Regions from separate parts of the Homo sapiens genome. Here region 1 is linked to region 2. Evidence: read pairs that join two places in POLR2A ChIA-PET (ENCODE). Cell type or tissue: K562. All regions are shown on one strand. Each heading gives the region's core, and the rest is flanking DNA. Links, peaks and the distances in the headings are about the cores only.

Evidence for each region. ChIA-PET counts read pairs that join two places held together with the same protein. Peaks named below come from ENCODE experiments on the same cell type or tissue, not always from the same donor. Only the 100,000 strongest peaks of a DNase experiment are listed, where the experiment ranks them.
Region 1: POLR2A ChIA-PET joins it to region 2 with 6 read pairs; 11 of 35 experiments call an interaction of 5 or more read pairs at or near these places.

What each region holds. Positions count from the first base shown.
Region 1 is chr1:167,633,182-167,644,092 of GRCh38, reverse strand. All of the region lies in intron 1 of RCSD1 (RCSD domain containing 1), which reads right to left. Among named protein-coding and RNA genes, the nearest start is that of RCSD1, 8.4 kb to the right of the region's middle. RefSeq lists enhancers at 6,695-6,774, 8,141-8,663, 8,664-9,187. In K562, for the core only: a CTCF peak has its summit at 6,575 (motif pointing right); DNase peaks (open chromatin) are centred at 1,772, 6,568 and 8,612; H3K4me3 peaks cover 283 bases.
Region 2 is chr1:167,558,532-167,569,442 of GRCh38, reverse strand. No RefSeq gene overlaps it. Among named protein-coding and RNA genes, the nearest start is that of CREG1, 10 kb to the right of the region's middle. RefSeq lists an enhancer at 4,155-5,354. In K562, for the core only: a CTCF peak has its summit at 4,644; a DNase peak (open chromatin) is centred at 5,362.

The DNA of each region.
Region 1 (10,911 bases), core at 1,726-9,725, 74 kb before region 2:
TAGTCTCCCAGGTTCTAGTATGGATTTATGTGGGATACTGTTCCAGCATTGCCCCCAAGACCCAGCCTCCTACAGAAGCCCAGAGAGATTTACCGGCAGTTTTGCAGGCAGGATGCAATAACCACCCCTCTGTCAAACTCTCAGGCTGGAGGAGAACTTCAGATGTCCTCTTGTCCATCCCGTGTCCCAGTCAGAGCTGCACCAAAAGCGCAGGAGGCTGTTCTCTTCTAAATGATTATAAAAGCCTCTTTCCTTAATCAATAAACAATTACATCACACCTAATATGTGCAACGCACTAAGCACTTTACACAACCACCGACTCATTTACACCTCACAACAACCCTAGCAGGTAGGTGTTATCATTATTTCCATTTTACAAATGGAAAAACCAAGCCATGGAGAGGTCACAAGCTAGTAAATGGCAAAGTCAAACTCAAACCCAGCCATATGGCTCTCTGTGTGTGCTCTTAGCCCTTAAGCCATTGCACTGCCTCCCCATGAGGCATATGAAGCCTGCATTCCTGCATCTACTCACAGGATGTGTTGAATATACATTATGCTCATCATTGGATGTTAGAACCTATGATGGGGATTTGCAGAGCTTACAGTTTAGCTGAACAGATACGGGAAAGTACTTTGACAATAAAGTGTGGTAGAAGTGTAAAGTATTTTTCCTATTACTGTTGCACAGCTTAAAACCTCCTTTATGCTATAAAAAGCCTCTTTGTCCTATATTGGAAAGGTTCACTTTGCTCATGTGCACCAATGTCACCCTCTTTGCCTTCCCTTCTGCCACCTTCCACTAGGCACAGAGAGCGCCAGTGCTTTCTTACAGAAGACACGCTCAGGGTTGTTACAATTTTTCACAATATCAGTTTAATAAATACTAATAACACCACCACCATGCATTTGTGAAATAATTGAACGCTTCAAGGTACTTTCATAAGATATTTATTACATGCATAATCTTACTTCCTTTTCAAAATAACCTTGGAAGGTAGGTAAAGCAGGTATCGGTTTTACAGAGCACGGAACTGACCGGGATCCTGAGGCTGGTAACTGACCCTGAACCTAAAACCCAGGATTGATGGTCTTTCTCTGCATGGCATCCCCCTTGATCTACTACAAAATCAATAATCAGGCAAAGAAAGCCTTAAGGGAGCAGAGGGCTGTCTGTTGCTACCATTTCTTCAAATTCTACTGCCTAATTCCAATGTTACTCACAGGCCGACTTTCACCAACTCCTTCCTTAGGGACAAAAGGTAGGGCTTATGTACAAGCCTTATGGGAAAGAATGGTGATTCTAAGTGTTATATAACTGCATGTAGAAAAAAGACATAGATTCCCTTTCACCAAGGGGGAGTGCATTCCAATCAAAAGGCGTAGACAATTCCATGCTGCTCACATAGCCACAAAGACGTTCACCTCCCAAGAGCCACCTAGGCTATAAGTTGCAACTCCTGGTGGCATGCTCCATGGAATTGGCTGTTCCAGGACTAAGAAACTTGAGAAACAGTCTAAACAGATGCCCTTAACGCTTATGTTTATATTTCTCTGATATATTTTCCTGCATATCTGCACCCCTAGCTTCTCGTTCAAACCTACTTGCCTCTCTCAATCACCCCCAAAGCATGAAGAACAGCTGACATCATTGAAAACATTATTTGTGCTTATGAAGCAGTTTTCATTTCAATCTGCAAGAACATCTCCGACCACAAAAGCCGTGTAAGACTCAAGCGAATGAGCCCTGAGTGGTGCAGATAAACACTTTCTCCCTCGGCTTTCCCCCTCTTGTCAGCCTGAAAGACACAGTCTTACTTCCAGACACAGCTCAAAGATCGTCTGCTTTGTGAAGGCTTCTAAGACTCTATCAGGCCACTAACAATGTTTGTGAAGTACTTCTAGCTCTCATCATTTGGAGGCCATGAGAGGATGGTACTTCCTGCCCCTATGGTTAATTGGAGCCATGTGGATAGTTAGGAACCTTCCAAAAGAGAGCATTTAATGGCCAGCGTGAGTCTTCCAGAACTTTCCTTCCTTCTGCCATGACAACAAGCAAAGGGGTAGCTGCTCCCACAGCTTAGGTCTCAGAGGGAGGACAAGAAATGAGCCAGAGCAGAGCCCCCAGCCAACCCTCAATGGACTTGCAGCAGGGGTGAAAAGTAAACCTTTGTTGTTTTCAGCCACTAAGATTGTGGCATGGTTACAGCAACACTAGCCTGTCCTGTTATTTATGCAACAGGACTGTTTACTCACTGCCTTTTCAGAACCAATCACACTGTTTTGTAATCACTTCTTTCATTTATGTCCCCTCTTTACCTTCAGACTGTATGAATCTTGAGGGCAAGGATTGTGTCTTATTCTTATTTTTTTGAGACAGAGTTTCACTCTTGTTGACCAGGCTGGAGTGCAATGGCGCGATCTCGGCTCACCGCAAACTTCACCTCCCAGGTTCAAGCGATTCTCCTGCCTCAGCCTCCTGAGTATCTGGGATTACAGGCATGCACCACCATGCCCGGCTAATTTTGTATTTTTAGTAGAGACGGGGTTTCTTCATGTTGGTCAGGGTGGTCTCAAACTCCCGACCTTCTGTGATCCACCTGCCTCGGCCTCCCAAAGTGCTGAGATTACAGGAGTGAGCCATTGCACCCAGCCAGGATTGGTCTTATTAATTTGCATTTGGTAGCGTCTTGGTGCATCTCTAAATAAATGAATGAAGGGATTAATGAAAGAATAAGATATTTAAGAATAGGATTTTATAATCTTGCTAGGCATGATCCTTTACAATGGTGGTGGTGATCCTAGATAATCTCGAGTGGCTCTTCCCAGCCTGCTTACACCATAGTTATCTCCCTGAAAAGTGACCAGATGAGTTGGGGGTGATCCTCATGGCTTCATGGAAATGCTCCATAGCGGCCTGGAGACAGACTTCCCCTCCCAACTGCAGCTCTCTGAACAGAGAATTATAGCTGAGACCCAGGCACTAGGGGTATGGATGACACAGCTGTATATACGGGCTACCTAAGAGGCAGGAAATTAGTCACACAACAGGTGTCAATAAATATTCCTTGGTAATTTGCACCCAAGGCACTAGTGGGGGCTCGGGGGGTGGTTATAATATAGCTTAACAATAACCCAGGATTCACTCCTCCAATCCCCAAGTTCTTTACCTTTATATGGATAGCAGGTTGACTGCGATAGTGGGGTGAATGGTGACCCCCTAAAAGTTATGATAACTTCCTAGACAGGCACAGTGTTTAATGCCTGTAATCCCAGCGCTTCAGGAGGCTGTGGTGGGAGGATCACTTGAGCCCAAGAGTTCAAGACCAGTCTGGGCAACATAGTGAGACCTCGTCTCTACTAAAAATACAAACATTACCTGGGTGTGGTGGTGCACGCCTATAGTCCAGCTACTCAGGAGGATGAGGTGAGAGGATCACTTAAGCCCTGGAAGGTTGAGGCTGCAGTGAGCCATGATTGTGCCACTGCATTCCAGCCTGGGCAACAGAGCAAGACCCTGTCTTGAGGAGGAAAAAAAAAGATATGCTCACTTCCTAATCCCTGGAACCTGTGAATGTTACCTTATGTGCAAAAACAGTCTTAGCAGAGGTAGTTACCAATTTTGAGATGAAGAGATCATCCTGGATTATCAACGTAGGTCCTGATCCAATGACACAGGTCCTTATAAGAGACACACAGAGGAGAAGGTGTGGCAAAGATGAGGCAGACTGGAGTGATGTGGCCACAAGTCAAGGAAGCTGGCAACCACCAGGAGCCAAAAGAAACATGGAATGGAGCCGCCCCTCGAGCCTTAGTGGGGAATGAGGTCCTGCTGACACTCTGCTTTTAGACATCCGGCCTCCAGAACCATGAAAGGAGACGTTTCTGTTGTTTTGAGCCACCCAGTTTGTGGTAATCTGTTACGGCAGCAGCCCTCGCAAACTCATACACCTGCCAACTCCACTGGCATCAGATTCTCCACCTGGGCAGCACTTCCGCACTGTATAGCAGCCTGGAGTGCCAGGCATCTCTTTGAGTCTCCCATTTGTTTCCCCAAGGAAAACAAGCATTTGGAATCATCCTTGTTCTTCTCCTCTCCAGTACTTAAATTCAGGCCTTTGTGAGGGGATTCAGGCATGACTGGACAACAGGGGCCAAGGGGCTCCCCCAGAAAGACCCCTTGAGGGCATCGGAGAAAGTAAGCCTAGTAGAACAAGGCGTGGCGCTGCAGCTAGGGTAGCTGGGCCCTCCTAGCCTCAGCTCTGGGTCTCTTGGCATTTGTTAAAACAATGAGAATGGGCCGGGCATCATGGCTCATGCCTGTAATCCCAGCACTTTGGGAGGCCAAGGCAGGTGGATCACCTGAGGTCAGGAGTTCAAGACCAGCCTGGCCAACATGGTGAAACCCCGTCTCTATTAAAAAATACAAAAATTAGCTGAGCACAGTGGCAGGCGCCTGTAATACCAGCTACTTGGGAGGCTGAGGCAGGAGAATCGTTTGAACCAGGGAGGTGGAGGTTGCAGTGAGCCGAGATTGCACCATTGCGCTCCAGCCTGGGAGACAGAGCAAGACTCCACCTCAAAACAAACAAACAAAGAAAAAAAAAACAATGAGAATGAAAATGGTTCTTCTCCCTACCCACCCTATCCCCACAGATAGTAGTGCTTGCTAGGGAAGACCTAGAGAGCTGAGCACCACTGTGTGGAGGACTTCAGAGAGCCAAGAAGACAATACACAAAAATGCAAAATCAATAAAGTCATTATATATGAGTTCATTTGAACATGCGGGTCAAAGGCGTCCTAGTGTGCTGGGAGTCAGAGGACCTTTTTGTTTGTTTGTTTTTGTTTTTGCTTTTTGTTTGTTTGTTTGTTTTGAGACGGAGTCTCCCTGTGTCACCCAGGCTGGAGTGCAGTGGCGTGATCTCTGCTCACTGCAACCTCCGCTTCCCGGGTTCACGCCATTCTCCTGCCTCAGCCTCCCAAGTAGCTGGGACTACAGGTGCCTGCCACCATGCCTGGCTAATTTTTTGTATTTTTAGTAGAGATGGGGTTTTATCGTGTTAGCCAGGATGGTCTCAATCTCCTGACCTCGTGATCCGCCCTCCTTGCCCTCCCAAAGAGCTGGGATTACAGGCATAAGCCACCGCCCCCGACCAGGACCTTGGTTTTAACTCTTGACTTGGCTACTAACTGACTTTAAGTACGACCATTGGTAAATTGCTTATGTTCAATTTCGTCATCTTTAAAATGAAGGGGATGGAAGAAATTGCTATGGTTCTTTCTTGCTCTCAAAACTCCAAAGCCCTAAAAATGAATTTGGAAAAGTCTTCCTGTTTTGCTTTAGGTGTGGGCACCAGTTTCACCCAGAGACACAACTGGGGCCTTTCAGAAGTCTTTTAGCTGTGCAGAGGAGGGCTCGGAGTAAACCTGTGCCAGGCCTTACAAGCACCAAGCCTTGAGCTGGCTGGCCTCCACCACAGCCTGGCCTGAGCTGGAGGAAGACTGGCCAGGCTGAGGAGCCTGTTGTCTCCCCGAGAGCCCACACAGGTGCTGTGGGGGAAGCCAGAGTTTCTCCAGAGCAAGAGGAAGAACAGGGACAGGATCCCACCGGATAGGGTAGGTTCAAATGTTAGAAGGTTGGTAATTACCTTCTAGACCCTGGGCACATCATTTAAGCATCTCAAAGCCTCAGCATCCTTTCCTAGAAGACATAATATGACTTTATGAAGATTAAAAGAAATAAATCTGTGCACAGCATCTATATATAGTAGGCATTCAACAAGTGGTAGTAATTACCATGACAACAAGCTTTAGGTCTCTCCCACACTGACATCGGTGTGGCTGCTCAGAAATGAATTTCCCATTATTCATCAAAACATATCTGTAAAGGATGACAAGCCAGGAACCTGAATCCTGGGAATGTGCTTCAGAGATGGAGGTCGTGGTGGGCAGCCCAGCAGGGTGGGAAAAGCGTACATTTAGCTCACGCATTGGGAATGAACTATTGAAGGTGGAGGGTCTAGCGGGGAGGCTCAGAGGAGGCCCAAAGCCTGCTGCGGCACATTGTGAGATGCAAATTCTCTGTGACCTGTGGCGTGGGTGCTGGATTGTGCAATAGCAGCCACAAGGCCCAGCGGCACTGCTTACTGGGTTTGGGCTGATGCATGTGGTTGGCTGCTGCTCTACAGTCCACCCTGGTGCATCCCTTGTCTGCCTCTGGGCAAGCAGGAGAAACGCTGACTTTTCAGGGAGTGTACAGGAAGTGTGGCCATAGTGGAAGGAATGAGCGGGGCTGCAGGTGGAAGTGTGAGTGGGAACAGAAGGGGTGTGTGTGTGTGTGTGTGTGTGTGTGTGTGTGTGGTCTATTCCTAGAGCCCTCTTTCTGTCAGAGAAGGTAGGAGGACTTGGGGTGGCTTTTTGGTGAGCTTGAACAAAGGCATTCCCTCGGGACCTGGAGCCTATTTCAAATCAACTTCTCTAGCAGGAGCCTTTGGGGCAGGCCCCAGGCAGGCATGTGCTGCCATTAGATTGAGGTCTCCTGTGTGTTCTGCACCCTAGGGCTGCCAGGAGGTGGGGGAAGAGCAGCACTTGTGGAGGAATCCCCAGCACAGGAAGCTAGTTTTCTCTACCTTGTATTAGAGGAGCTTTTGAACGCCCACATACCTTAGAACTTATCAAGATTCTATCTTGCATGTTTTTATGTCATGTCATTTGGGTATATCTTGTTTCCCCAAATAGAATGAGTTCCTTTTAGGGCAGGAACTGCAACTTACATTTCCTGTACTCCCCATCTAGTCCTCAAATATCTTTATCTTGCTTTATCCTCCAGGAATGAACTACTTATTATTTCCCATGCACACCGTGCTGTTTCTTGCACCAGTAGCTTTGCTCTTGTCACTCTTTCTGATTGGAATGCTCTTCCCAATTTTCTGCCCTTGGTTAACTCTTACTCACCCCTCAAGATTCAACTCAGAAATTATTTTTAGCAGGAAGCCCTCCCTGAGCCCCAGGCTGATGCTCCTCCTCTGTGGGTGTAAGCTCTCATCCCTGCTCTGCAATAATCTGTTTAGGTGTTTGTCTCCCCTCTTAGACTGCAAGTTCTTCAAGGGTCAGCAAGCTGGTAGATACGTACCCCTTTAGATCCGCAGTGCCTGGCAGGCAGTAAGGGCTCAGTGTGTGCTTACTGAATCTAACTAAAAACCTAGTGCATGGGCCAGGCGTGGTGGCCTGTAATCCCAGCACTTTGGGAGGCTGAGGTGGGTGGATTACCTGAGGTCAGGAGTTCAAGACCAGCCTGACCAACATGGTGAAACCTCATCTCTACTAAAAACACAAAATTAGCCGAGTGTGGTGGTGCATGCCTGTAATCCCAGCTACTTGGGAGGCTGAGGCAGGAGAATTGCCTGAACCCGGGAGGAGGTTGCAGTGAGCTGAGATAGTGCCATTGTACTCTAGCCTGGGCAACAAGAGCAAAACTCCGTCTAAAAACAAACAAACAAACAAAAAAAAACAAAAAGAAGCTAGTGCATGGCATGCCGTGAATCATTAATGATTAATTATAAAAGATTCAGCCTGGGAAAGAGTAGTGATTGCTACCTCGAGGCCAGGAGGTTGGCCCTGACATGGTACAAACAGGTTCAAAACAAAGGGCTGGAGACATCTATGATGCTGACTCAAATTTTTGGCTGGAGATAATGTCTGTTCCAATGTCCAGAATTTCTCAGTGCCCCCACCTGACTGCTCTAGCTTGGAGGCTTCTAATACTATTCATTAAGGATAGGCTCTAATGGCATCTCAGAGGGGTCTCTTACAGAGGTAAGGGCCCTGCACCTCTCTTAGGGACTCATTGGGATTTGGAATTGCACTGGCTGGAGGCCCTTCCCATGGAATAGGATTTGATCCATTCAAATAAATGGCTCTACAGGGTGAGCCTCATGGGCTTAGCCAGCTGTTTCCACAATTCCCAGGAGATGGGTATTCAGGAAGCTCCAAAGGAAAAAAACGGGAGGCTGACTGCCCAGAAGACCAAAGAACCAGGACAGTGTTCATTCGGGTCTGGCTCTGGTGATGAGCTTCAGGAGATTCCTAGGGCAATCCTGTTGATAGTGGCAACTCAGTGTTCATCCTGTGTCCGAAGCATTACTGAAACTTTGCTGCTACAAGAACCATCCTTCTGTCTTACTTCTGAAGGCTTGGGTTGAACTACTCCCCAGGTAAGAGAAAAATTGCAAGCTGTTGGCTTTCCAAAAGTCCAATAGTGCCTAAATCCTCAAGATACCTCTTGGTGAGTTGGTTTATCCCTTTACCATATGGCAGAGGGCAGTTAAAGATTGTTTTATTTCACCCAGAGCTCTGAGATTTTTAGATTCTAATGAGTTGAATAGGGTTGGTCAGGCTGGCTCCACAGACTTAAATATTATTACTGGAGAAAAGCGGAGCTGCCTTCAGATTTCTCTGGAACCAAAATGCTTTCTCTTGCGGCCCTGATAAGATTACCGGGCTGCTGAGCCGCCAGTGTTCAGATTTCCCACGGAACCGCGCGCGCCAAGCTCTGGCTCGCAGTGCTGTGAGGAGCCACGCTGCGGATCAGGCTCTGAAACCCGACTCCTTTCCAGGAATGCACATTCACCCCCTCCTGTGATAGGGCCTGGGCTGGGCCCTTAGAGTCTCACTCCCCAAATTCCCCCTGTCGTCGCAGTCCAACAAATGGAAGATGTCTGCTGAGTGGGGGCCAGTGTGAGGGTGAGGGTCCCACAGAACACGCGGGAGCCAGAGAGGAATGTGGGGTATTTGGGCATGCCACAAGTCCACCGAGCCAAACTCTAGCTTCAGAGGCTGTGCAATTCCTAATTACGGCCCATCAGCTCCAACCAGCAGCCAACATATGGCTCAGTGAGAGGGTGGGTGGGTCAAAAAACAGCGAGGCTGTGGGTGTTTCTCCTAGTGTTTCACGGTGAAATATCAAAATAATCTTTTTAAGATTTGGATTCGTTACATGTTTCTCTTCTATCTCCTAGTCCCATAATTTTAAAAAATGTGGTAGAAAATGTTTACTGAAGTAAAAAGATATGGATGAAAAAGTAGGTCACAAAACAAACACATTATATACACCAATATGTACACACACACACACACACACACACACACACTCTCATCATAGTAATACTGACAGTCTGTGAGAATGTAAAGACATGAGAGCTCCATAATTTTTAAGTAACATTTAAAATACAAGATCTGGTATGTAATAAGGGCCCAATAAATACTGAGTAGGTCCATGAATGACAAATAATATCTGGGAATGATTTGCAGTTACCCCAGAGAAAAGGATTCATTTATTGTCTCCACCTAAGTTAGAAATTTATGACTTTTTTTCAGTGCCATGATGTGCCTACAATTTAGTTGAACAAACAAAGGATTTAGTCAGCGAAAATTATACTTTTTTTCAAGTGCCCTCAGGCTATTGGCAGTGCACACAATTTATATTTAAGTGACTAACAGTATTAACTTAAATGTGACATCATACGCCTCCAGCTCCTTCTTTACACACCTCTGTCCTCTGGGTTCCTATCCACAATAGCATTACCTATTATCTCTTCTAGAGGAGAATCACATTTGTATCATAACAGGTTTGTATTTCTTAGGGAGTGGTGGACATTCTGCTTAGAACAATCAAAACCAACATATCTAAACACTGCTTGTTAAAAAAAAAAACCCTGATCTTCCTTCCCTCTTCAATATTTGCTCATGCAACAAGCCTTTCTTGGTGCCCATTAGGCTCTAAATATATAAGACATGGCCCCTGCCCTCAAGGAGCCTTCCGGGGTGACAGTTAGGGAGGCTGACAGTTCCAGTTCTGCCTAGTGTTCTAATAGTGGCTTGAACAAAGTGCTCTGAGAGTGCTGTAGAGTCTGGGGGCTTCACAGAAGCCTTCCAGAGGTGGAGACGTTTGAGCTACAGACCGAGAGGGGAAGGAGTTCCCTATTTATGCTAATCATTTATCAAGCAAACTTTTATTGAGAAATTATATGACTATATGCCAGGCACCGTGCTCATTCTGGAGACTCAAAGACCAATGAGAAAATCTGCCTGCAAAAGGCTTTGTATGGAGCTGTAAAAGTTGGTACTGCCATTTTCCCTGGCACCATAGAGAACTTCACTCTTCTGGGCAGCTTGGTGATTTCTGACTTCCCTTCCAGCGCATGGTCTTTACTCTTTTCCATCTTCTCCATTCTTATTGTATCCTGAAGTCAGAATATACCTGTACTGGAAAAGATGCTTTCTCACCTGGTTCCCTTGCTCACTCCATGAAGTGGCATTTTTGCTGTATCATCCCGGCTACATCACTGCTGCCAGCTGCCTCAACACCTCTCAGAGTTTCCTACTGTCCATGGAGCAGAATCCAGGGCCATACAACTCTGGCCTTCAAGAGTTGCAGATGGCCTCTGCATGAATTAGAAAAAGCCACCCGTTTGAGGCTCAACTAGGCAAGGAGATTTTGTATGAACAAAAAGTAACCTTTTCCTCCAAGTGACTTGGATTTCAGCTCCCACTCACCCACTTAGCTGGGCATCTACTATACTCAGTGACCTTGGATTTATCTTATTACTTTCATTTTTTTCTGTTACTGCTTTCCTACCTTCCTTCCCAGCCAGCTGGACAAAGCTGGCATGTTCTCCCTGTGCCCATCCCTTATACCTTCTCCACCTTACCCACATCTTTCTTCCAAGGCTTCTTCTGAACCTAATCTAGTCTGAACTCCTGCAGAACTCATGATCTGCAGCAGTATTCAACTGGCATTTATGCATTTGAAGATTATATATGTGACAGGATATAGTCCCTTTATTGGGTTGTGAGCTTTTAAAAGGCAGGGATCAGATGGCATCTATACTTTGTTTATTCCACAGGGCTT
Region 2 (10,911 bases), core at 1,034-9,033:
CCAAGATACAAGTGGACAGAGCACCCACAATCTGGAACACAGCAACCTAGGGTAAGGGAAAGAGCCTTCTGGAGGGTCTGAATGGAAGTGATACATGTCATTTCCATTTAGATCTCAGTGGCCAGAACTAGTCATATGGCCCCACTAACCCTAAGTTGGCCCCCCTTGTGCCCAGAAGGCAGAGAGCCAGAAATATTGGGTGGACAGTATAATGCCTACCACAGATAGCACACATGATTACCTTTGGCACAAAATGCCCACTCAGATGTTCCTCCCACACACACAAACACAAATGTTATACACACACACACACACACACACACACACACACACACACCCTTTTTTTTTTTTTTTTGAAACAGTCTCATACTGTCACCCAGGCTGGAGAGCAGTGGCATGCTCACAGCTCCCTGCAGCCTTGATCTTCTGGGCTCAAGTGATCCTCCCACCTCAGTCTCCCTAGTAACTGGGACTACAGGTGTGTGCCACCATGTCCAGCTAATTTTTTTTTTTTTTGTATTTGTTGTAGAGATGGGGTTTCTCCTTGTTGCCCAGGCTGGTCTCAAACTCCCGGGCTCAAGTGACCCACCTACCTTGGCCTCCCAAAGTGCTGGGATTACAGGCGTGAGCCACTGTCCCCAGGCTTTCCTCCCTTTCTATGGAGGAATAAGATGAATTTAAGCAGTATGCTTGAAATTTATTTGATCAGCATATACTGAGTAACTACTTAAAGTTTCCCTTTGAAATTTTGTAAATGTGAAAGAGGGAGTTTTAAAATGGGCCCTAGAATTTATTTAAAAGAAGAAATATATTTCATTTAACAAAATGCTCAGAAAGCCATTTTATTGTGGAAAAATACTGCCATGCCTCGTTGGCTGTGCTAAGAGAAGACATTGAGCAAAATTATTGTACATATTAAAGGGAAAAGAATTTCAAGTTTCTTAAGGCAGCCTGGGAAGCTTTCTAGAATAGAGACTGAAACATTCAATTTTAAATAATCTGCCGTGGTACATGGCAATGTAACGCCTCCCCTAAATCTTCAACAAAAACCTGCTATGCTTTGGGTGAGCAGTGTTTGTTGCAGGGAAATTAAGGCAAAGTAGTGTTTGTTGGGTTAATTCAGGACAAGAAGCAGAGAAAGCTTCCAGCAAGATAAAAAATCTTGCAGAAAACTATTGTGAACAGCATATACCCCTGGGAATCCTCAGTTATTCTGTGGGGAAATGCTGAGTTTCCAAGCCCAGCATATGAAATATTTCCATTTAAATGTTAAAGGAAAAAGTGACACAACTAAACTAAAGGAAACGGGGCTCTCTAGGCTGCTAAGTTTTAAATAACTAGTATAGCCCTCCGATATTTGTGGGTTACTTTGTAGTTGGTTAGCATTTAAAAAATCATAGTTGAAACTGATTTCTTTGAGAAATGCTAGCCTCTTATTAAGCAAGTTCAGTATATAAAGTATTGAAATGAGTTCCCTGCAGAGACGTTGCTATTATAATACAGCAAGTCAGGCATCCATTTCCCTGTGCGGCTGAGACAGGAGCTGCTCCAGCCTTTCTTCCCGAGCATCCCTCTGTTCTCCTGATGAAGTCACTCCGTAACCCACAGCCCTCCAGGGCAGCTAAGCCAGCAATAAGAAAGGAGGTTAATTTACCTCTACCTGCCTCCTCCCAAAGAGAAAATCACATTTTTGAAATCCACATGAAACTTAGGGTCATAATAAGCTTATGTGTGAAGAATGTAGGTGGTTTGCGTTGTTTGTAGAACAAAACTAGGCTCTGCGAAGAGGTTGCAGTGAAATAAACATTTTATGGAGCCCTTCCTGCAGTGTTTTTTTTTTTGTTTGCTTTTTGGAGGTGGGGCCTACTAAAAATTTCTGTAACATGTCTGCTTTTAAAAACATTTGCCCATCTTTACCCATGAAGTATTGAGAGCGCTTATTGAGGGTTAAAGTGCTTATTAGTGGGAGTTGACCTCATGGCTGCATGGCCAGAGAAGCCCTGCAGTGGGAAGGGGCTGCCCTTGTCTTCCTGTCAGATCTTGAAGGCCTGGCCAGAGCATGTTACCCTCTTTAGGCATTTTTCTTTTTACTTTCAATAAGGGGTCAGGCTTTTAAAAACATTCTATGTCATCCTTAAGGAAAAAATAAAAACAAATTATTGTGAATGGCCAAGAAAGTCTATCAGGAAGGAAATAAAGTGGAGAGAAAAACAACCACAGGCTCTTTCACCAACTCTTGGAGAAGCAGGAAACATGGCAACATCAGGGCGAATTTTTACTCATCCTTGACCTCTGTCTGGAGAGGGGCAGTGACTCTACCTCCCACCCAGGACAGGATGCTGTGGTCGTGAGGAGGGCACCTCTGGGCACAGCACCTACCTGGGGCTATGCATTCCTTCTGACCCAGCCTCTCTGGCACCTGGGAGTGACTTGTGGAAAACAGGATGTCTGTTAGTCTACTCACTAAATGCTAGATCTTGAGCAAGGTCTGTAACCCCCAGGGGCTTCAGTTTCCTCAGCTGTAAGATGGGGCTGAGAAAAAGAGCTCGTAATCCCTTACCCAAGACCCTTGGGCCAAACGTGTCTCAGAATTCAGGATTTTCAGATCTGAGAAAGGTAAGAAGCTGCCCAGAAGTATCTATTTTATGTACTACACAGAAAAGAAAAGAATTTCACATTTCTTGAGGCAGCCTGGGAAACTTCCTAGAATAGAGAAAGTGGTGTCTGGAGCAGTACCTGCAATCGAATACACTGAGAGACACCGAAGGACCAAGAAGTTTCCACTGAGGCTGTGGCATGTCCTCGTCCTCCACAGCTGTTCTTCCACCCACTCTAACACGTGACCTTAGCCCCTAACTGCTCCTCCTCATCCCTCTTAATGAAATCCAAATTGCCTGAACAATGGTGGCTGATGTGCAAGAATTCCTCTCTCTTCTAAAATCCATCCCTCACCTACTATTCCTGAACTTCCTGAATTAAGGCTGACCCCCCTGCTAAGGCCCTATAACAGCAATAAAAACAACAACAACAAACAACAAACCCAAAAACCCTCCCTCCTCCCCCAAGGTATTTGAGAACACTCCTTTCAGGGACTGCTTCTGCCTGGCAGTCTGGATTAAAGTCTACGGTCATGGTGTTCCGGTTGCTTTTCCTCCACAACATTCATAGTTCTGCAGTGAAACATAGGAACACCTGCGGAGCACAGGATGGATAAAAAACATGAAGAGTCTCACCGAGGGAAGGTGTGCTGGCAAATGACTGTTTTCAGAGCTTTTTGAATTTTGGAAATGAGGATGTGAAATTGAGGACCTGTGGTATTATGTCGTAGAGTTGATGTGAAAATGAAGTGAGATAGTACATGAAAGTATTTGGAATAGTACTGGGCACACAGAGCTTGATAAATATTTGCCATGGTGATTATGCTGAGAGTTTTATGTAACCAAGGAGCTGTCACATTGGGGTTCAGACTCACAGGTGCACAGAGGGACCACAGCTTAGGACAACACCATGGGAGAGGGTATCCTCTCATCCCTGCACCCTGAAAAACTTTGCAATGGCAAGTTTCCAGCCATACCTGCATCTGGCTCTAGGCTGCCTGTTTCTGGAAGAGATCCTGTGCATCCTCAACAGCTCCACATACAGGCTCTGAATGCAGCCTCTCTGCAGAAGACTCCAGTTTCCCAGTTATCAAATGATTTATTTTTGTACAAGGCAATCGTAACTGACCCCATGGCTTGAAGAGCAGCCCAGAATTCTTGGGCTTCTTACTGGGGCACATAGATAGAAAGAATATATTCTTTTGATAGAAGTAAAAGAATGTAGAGTGATATCATCTTAAATTGTACTTCAAGTTATAGAAACTATGGAAGGAAACATAGCTAAAAACATTTAAAACAAGCTTGTGCAACCTGTGGCCTGTGGGCTGCATGCAGCCCAACACAAATTCGTAAACTTTCTTAAAACATTATGAGAATTTTTTGCGATTTTTTTTTTTAGCTCATCAGCTATCATTAGTATTAGTGTATTTTACAAGCGGCCCAAGACAATTTTTCTTCCAATGCAGCCTAGGGAAGCCAAAAAAGTGGACACCCCGATTTAAAACATGGCTCATAATTTAATCATCCACATATTAATTCATTTAACAATCAGTGCCTGTGCACCTGTGTGGCCCAGGCACTGTTCTATGCCCAGGGGATTCCGAGCTGAACAAAACAGACAAGTTTCTCCTCCCATGGAGTTTCCATCCTAGTGAAGACGGTGGACAAATAACTAAGTAATATAATGATTAATCGTGGTGGGTGCTAGGAAAAAAACAAAACTGGGTAATGGAGCTGGGAGTGTCTGGAAGTGGGTATTTTGGATGGGGTAAGTCAGGGAAGGTCTCTATGAAATTATCTTCAACAGTTGAGAAGGGGTTTGGAAAGAAGCTGGCTCATGAAGAGCTCAGAGAAGAAAGTTCTTAGCAGAAAGAGGAACAAGTGTAAAGCCCCTGAGGCAGAAGGGATTGGAGATGTTTGGGGAGCAGCCAGGAGAGGCATGTGGCTGGAGCTGGGGACTGAGAACAGGAGGTGTGGTTGGAGAGGTATGCAGAGGCCCGCTCTACCAGGTCAGACCCTGCAGGCCATGCCAAGCAGTGTAGCTAGTAAGTGTAAGGAGTAGCCACTGGAGGGTTTAAGCAAAGACATGATGCAATCTCGTTTATCATTGCTTGAGGAGCAGGAGAATTGTTTTCTATAGTGCCTTCTGGTCTTTTATTTTTCACACACCCTTCATGGAATTTGCTAGGCATAGCTTTTAAAGGGCTCTGAATTCATTCTTGTGACTGTATCTGGTATTCTAGTGGTCATCTAGGTCACTAACAGTGCCTTGGGTCACCACCTCCAAAATTAAGCCATCCCCACATGTAAAAACCTGTGACTATCAGTCTTAATGCATATGATGTTGTGTGACTTTTTCTACTGTACAAAAAACCCCTTCCATTAAATATAAATGCACATTAAATATTTAGCAAACACTTGTTTAAGGAATGATGCATGTGGAACAAGAAGTAAATGGCATAAGCTCCCAATATACAAGCCACATATTATCGTGACAATTCAACCTTACCTGTCATTATTAAGCTTTCATTTTCCTTCTTGCTTTTAGGAAAAACAGCCCCAGCATTCCCTATCTCCTGACGCCTCCCTGCATCACACATCCACATTTTAGGTAGAAGGAGACTTTCACACCCAGCTCAAGACTCTCGGAGGTTGTAGACAAGCAACAAGGAGAATGTAAGGGCCAGCCAGTCTGGATTCAGTCCAGCAGCTGCCCAGTTGAGACCTGGACCAAAGCCAACTTCTCACTCACCTCCAGCATAGTCACTATCTATCTAGCTGATGATTTCTCCTTCCTTTCAATGAAAGCTTTAAGTGGCTTCTGTTTGCCTGGGAGACAAAGTGAGTCACATTCACAGTAGCTCTTTATATTGATGACCCTTGTCTCCACTCATGATGGTGGGGCCTCTACTTCTCCTCCAAGTCGCTCCTATCACCAGAGGCGTCTCACTTATGAGCTCAACCTCCTTTGCCTGCTCGGGCCACCTCTGCCTGCACAGCTGCATCAGGGCCCTTCTTCTGTTGTCACAGCCTTCAGATGAGCCACTTTCATGGGGAACTGTTGCACCGGATACTGCAGCTCTGCACTGGCCTACAACCACCGGGCATCATCGAAACTGGACCTCCACTATTGCCAAACATTACTGCCAACATATGCACTTTCAGTTCATGTTGTTGAGGTTTTTTTTAGCCCCTCCTTCCCCTATCCATCATGTTCCACTTCTAGACTAAGGCATGAGACCAGGGGAGGTTATAAAGCTGGACTGGAGGATAAATATAAGTTGTAGGTGTTCTTCCATCTTCTTTGTTACCCCCTCCTCTCTGAATACTGGAGTAGTATAACAGCACCAATCCCATATGCTTGCCTTCCTCACCCCCTGGTATCATGTCCTGTGTTAATCTCCTCTCCTTGAATGACGGAATGTCATTCTGAGATTATGAAAAAATTGTAAGACTCCAGTGGAGCCCTGAGATGACTGCGGCTCCTGTCAACAGCTTGACTGCGACTGTCATGACAGACCTTAAGCCAGAACTACTTAGTCAACCCACACCTCAATTCCTGACCCAAAGAAATAATGGAATAATACATATTCATTATTTAAGTCACTAAGTTTAGGGATAATTTGTTAAGGAGCAACACAAACATAGACACATAAAAGTATAAAAATCAAGTGTAGAGCTCAATGATTGTTTCATAAGGTGAGCACACCTCTGTAAGCACTGCCCAGCTCCAGAAACGAACATTGCCAACAGCCTCGAAGCTCCCCTCATGCTCTCTTCCAGTCATTATCTCCCAAAAGGAACTGTTGTTTTCATATTTAGACCTTAGAATTATTTGTCTACTTTTGAATTTTATATAAGCAGAATCATACATGTGTTTTGTGGCTGGCTTCTCTTGCTCAAGATCATCTTTATGTGATTCATCCATGTTGCTTCATGTAGCAGCACTCATTGCTGAACTATTCCACTGTGGGAATAAACCACAGTTTATTTTCCATCCCACTGTCAATGGACATTTGGGGGCTATTACAAGTAATGCTGCTATGAACATTCTTGTACACATCTTTTGGTCAACATATGTCAGTATTTCAGGCTGGCTATGGTGGCTCAGGCCTGTAATCCCAGCACTTTGGGAGGCCAAGGTGGGTGGATCACTTGAGTCTAGGAGTTCAAGACCACCTGGGCAACATGGCGAAACCTTGTATCTACCAAAAAATACAGAAAATTAGCCAGGAAGGATGGTGTGCATCTGTAGTCCCAGCTACCTGGGAGGCTGAGGTGGAAGAATCACCTGAGCCAGGGAAGTCGAGGCTGCAGTGAGCTGAGATCGTGCCACTGCGCTCCAGCCTGGGCAACCAGAGTGAGACCCTGTCTCAAAAACAAACAAAACAAAACAAAAAATATATACAAGTATTTCAGCTGGGTATATACTGGGGAGTGGAATTTCTGGGCCATATGTTTAATAGACACTGCTGGCCGGGCACGGTGGCTCATACCTGTAATCCCAGCACTTTGGGAAGCTGAGGCGGGGGGATCATGAGGTCAGGAGATTGAGACCATCTTGGCCAACATGGTGAAACCCCATCTCTACTAAAAATATAAAAAATTAGCTGGATGTGGTGGTGTGTGCCTGTAATCCCAGCTACTCGGGAGGCTGAGGCAGGAGAATTGCTTGAACCAGGGAGTCGGAGGTTGCAGTGAGCTGAGATCACGCCACTGCACTCCAGCCTGGTGACAGAGTGAGACTCCATCTCAAAAAAAATAGATACTGCCAATCAGTTTCCAACCTGGCTGCAGCAGTTCACATTTCCACCAGCGGTATGTGAAAGTCCCCACTGTTTCACATTCTCACCAACACTTGGATTTTAGCTATTCCGGTGGGTATGTAGTCACATCACATTGCGATTTTAATCTGCATCTCATGAGTCATTATGCCATTGCCCCACTTCCGATGGACCATATACACTCCAGAACTCCTTAGGAAGAGGGGCTTTGTCAGGCCTGCACTGCAGGTTCGCTTCTCTCTCTGCCCAATCCTGCTGCCACCCTTTTTTTCCCCCACAGATATTGATCCTTAATAAGTACAGATGCTCCTCAACTTACGAGGGGGCTATGTCCCAACAAGACCATCGTAAGCTTGAAATACTATAAGTCAAAATGCATTTAACTTAAACTTGCCTACCTTAAACGTGCTCAGAACACTTACATTAGTCTACAGTCGGGCAAAACCATCTAACACAAAGCCAATACTATAATAAAGGATTGAATATCTCATGTAATTTATTGAATACTGTACTGAAAGTGAAAACAGAATTGTTGTGTGGGTGATCAAAGTATGGTTTCTACTGAATGCCCATCACTTTTGCATCATCTTAAAGTCAAGCAATCATTAAGTCGAAGTATTGTTAAGTCAGGGACCATCTGTGCTCTGCAGGCCAAACTCTGTCAGTGTCTGCTTCTGAGGAATCCAATCTGTAACAATTTGCCTATTCCTACCATAGTTCCTACAGCTGCCTCAATTACTGTCATGTACAGTGTGTTTTAACCTATGAGCTTTTGTCAATGAACACATATATATTTGTTTTTCATGACACTGTAAGGTAGCAAAAATCAATCTAAATCCTATAAATGGTATTGTTATATGTTTGTTAAAATTATGCTTTAAAGCTTTAAGTTATACTGTTACATACACATTTCTTGGAGAGATTACAGTATGATTGATATTTATAGGGCAATTTCCCCCTTACTGCTTTTCTTTTGCAAAAATATCTTAGTTACCCACATGGATTACAATTCCAAATAAATTCCAAAATGAGTTCATCAGTTTCCCTTAAAAAATTCTGTGGAGATTTTGGTTGGAAGTCACTGAATTAATAGGATAACTTGGGGAGAACAGATATCTTCATAAAATTATATTTCTTTCTTTCTTTCTTTTTCTTTCTTTCTTTCTTTCTTTCTTTCTTTCTTTCTTTCTTTCTTTCTTCCTTCCTTCCTTCCTTTCTCTTTCTTTCTCTTTTTCTGTCTTTCTTTCTTTCTTTCTTTCTTTGTTTCTTTTTCTTTCTTTCTTCCTTTCTTTTTCTTTTTTGTTGAGACAAGGTCTAACTCTGTCACCTAGGCTGGAGTACAGTGGTACAATCTTGGCTCACTGCAACCTCCGCCTTCTGAGCTCAAGGGATCCTCCCACCTCAGCCTCCCCAGTAGCTGATACTACAGGCATGCACCACCATGCCCAGCTAATTTTTTTTTGTATTTTTTGGTAGAGACGGGATTTCACCATTTTGTCTAGGCTGGTCTTGAACCCCTGAGCTCAAGTGATACACCTGCCTTGGCCTCCCAGTGCTGGGATTACAGGCATGAGCCATCATGCCTGAATTGATCTTTCTAACATATGAATTTTCTATGGCTTCCCAAAATCAAAATCTCTTCTTGGCATGATATATTTCCCCTACCCAGCTGAACATGCTCATCTGCCTGCATTGGTTCTTCACATTCTTTTCAACTTAAAATGGCTTTTTCTGACACATCATGTCTTCTTGCCTCTGTACCTACTATTTCCTCTGTGTAAAACTCTTCCTCTCCTTCTCTCTAGTCCCACCTTCTCACTGTCTGCCACGCTTCTATTTGTTCTTCAAGTTTCAACTCAAGAATTACCTCTGATATGAACCTTCCCTCGAGACAGGCCTATGCTCCTTCTTCCCTGGCGCCTTTGCCTGTGGATAGCCCTCCACGTTGCACTAATGACATCGAATTATACTTTGTCTCTTTGCTTATTTGTGAATTAATTAAGCAGAAATTTTTCTTAAAATTAAGGACAATGTCTATTAATAATTTTAATTCTCATCACCCATCACAGCACCCAGGGCTTGTTTGGCACTCAATGCATACTTGTTAAATGCATACATCTAATGTACAAATGCATAAGTAGTGGAATTATGGGCATCTGGCAGGCAAAGAGGACAGATATTTTGTTACAGGCACTCTTTCATTTGTGCTTTTAAAATTACTATGATGATGATGTGAAAGGCTGGCCTTATTTTAGTGCAAATTCTAATCTAATTATTTTCTTCTGACTCGCAGGTAACTTTCTTCTCCTGTTTAATATTGCTGATATATTGATACACCATGGAATAATATGTAGCCATAAAAAAGAATGAGTTCACGTCCTTTGCAGCAGGAAGCCATCATTCTCAGCAAACTAACACAGGACAGAAAACCAAACACTGCATGTTATCACTCGTAAGTAGGAGTTGAACAATGAGAACACATGGACACAGGGAGGGGAACATCACACACCAAAGTCTGTTGCGGGTTGGGGGTAAAGGGGAGGGAGAGCGTAAAACAAATACCTAATGCATGTGGAGCTTAAAACCTAGATGGCAGGTTGATAGGTGCAGCAAACCACCATGGCCCATGTATACCTATGTAACAAACCTGCACATTCGGCATATGTATCCCGGAACTTAAAGTAAAATTAAAAAAATAAATTTTACAGATATATTGAAATACTGGGATGACTACTCTTCTAAAGCTTAGTTAATGTGTTTTTGATTAAACAAATGCAATCCAAAAGATACATATTAACATGTCTTTCTATGTAGCAAGCACTATTAGGCATTTGGAAAACATGTCCTCTAGATTGAAAGGAGTCAAGAATTGTTCCCCAAATGTCTGGAAAATAATTGTTATCCAAATGTAAACGTGCATGAAAGAGAAACATGTAAAACTCAAGGCAGTCAGCAAAAGGGCAGGTTTTCATTGCTACCTTTTAAATTCGGAACATTTGACTAAAGTGAAGGGATGTGAGAAGAACCATGGGGAAAGGCTATCTGCTTAATGAAAAATAATAGGCATCGGCATTTTCTCCCTCAAAGCTGGGGTGGGCTATGAAAGTACTTCCTCAATAGCTGCCTGGGGACTTTCAAGACATTTTATAAAGTTATTTTTTTCAAGAGGCTTTTTTTTTTTCCTGCAGAGGCCACAGTGAAAAGTGTGAAAAATCTATAGAGAAATTAAATGAAGCAATCTACAGATTTTTAGAGTAGAAAGTGGGAACAGAAATAGTGGGAAAAGGCCTGGTATGGTGGCTCACACCTGTAATCCCAGCAGTTCAGGAGGCCGAGACGGGCGGATCACCTGAGTTCGAGTTCGAGACCAGCCTGGCCAATATAGTGAAACCCCATCTCTACTGAAAATACAAAAATCAGCTGGGCGTGGTGGCATGCCTGTAATCCCAGCTACTTGGGAGGCTGAGGCAGGAGAATCACTTGAACCCAGGAGGTGGAGGTTGCAGTGAGCCAAGATTGCACCACTGCAC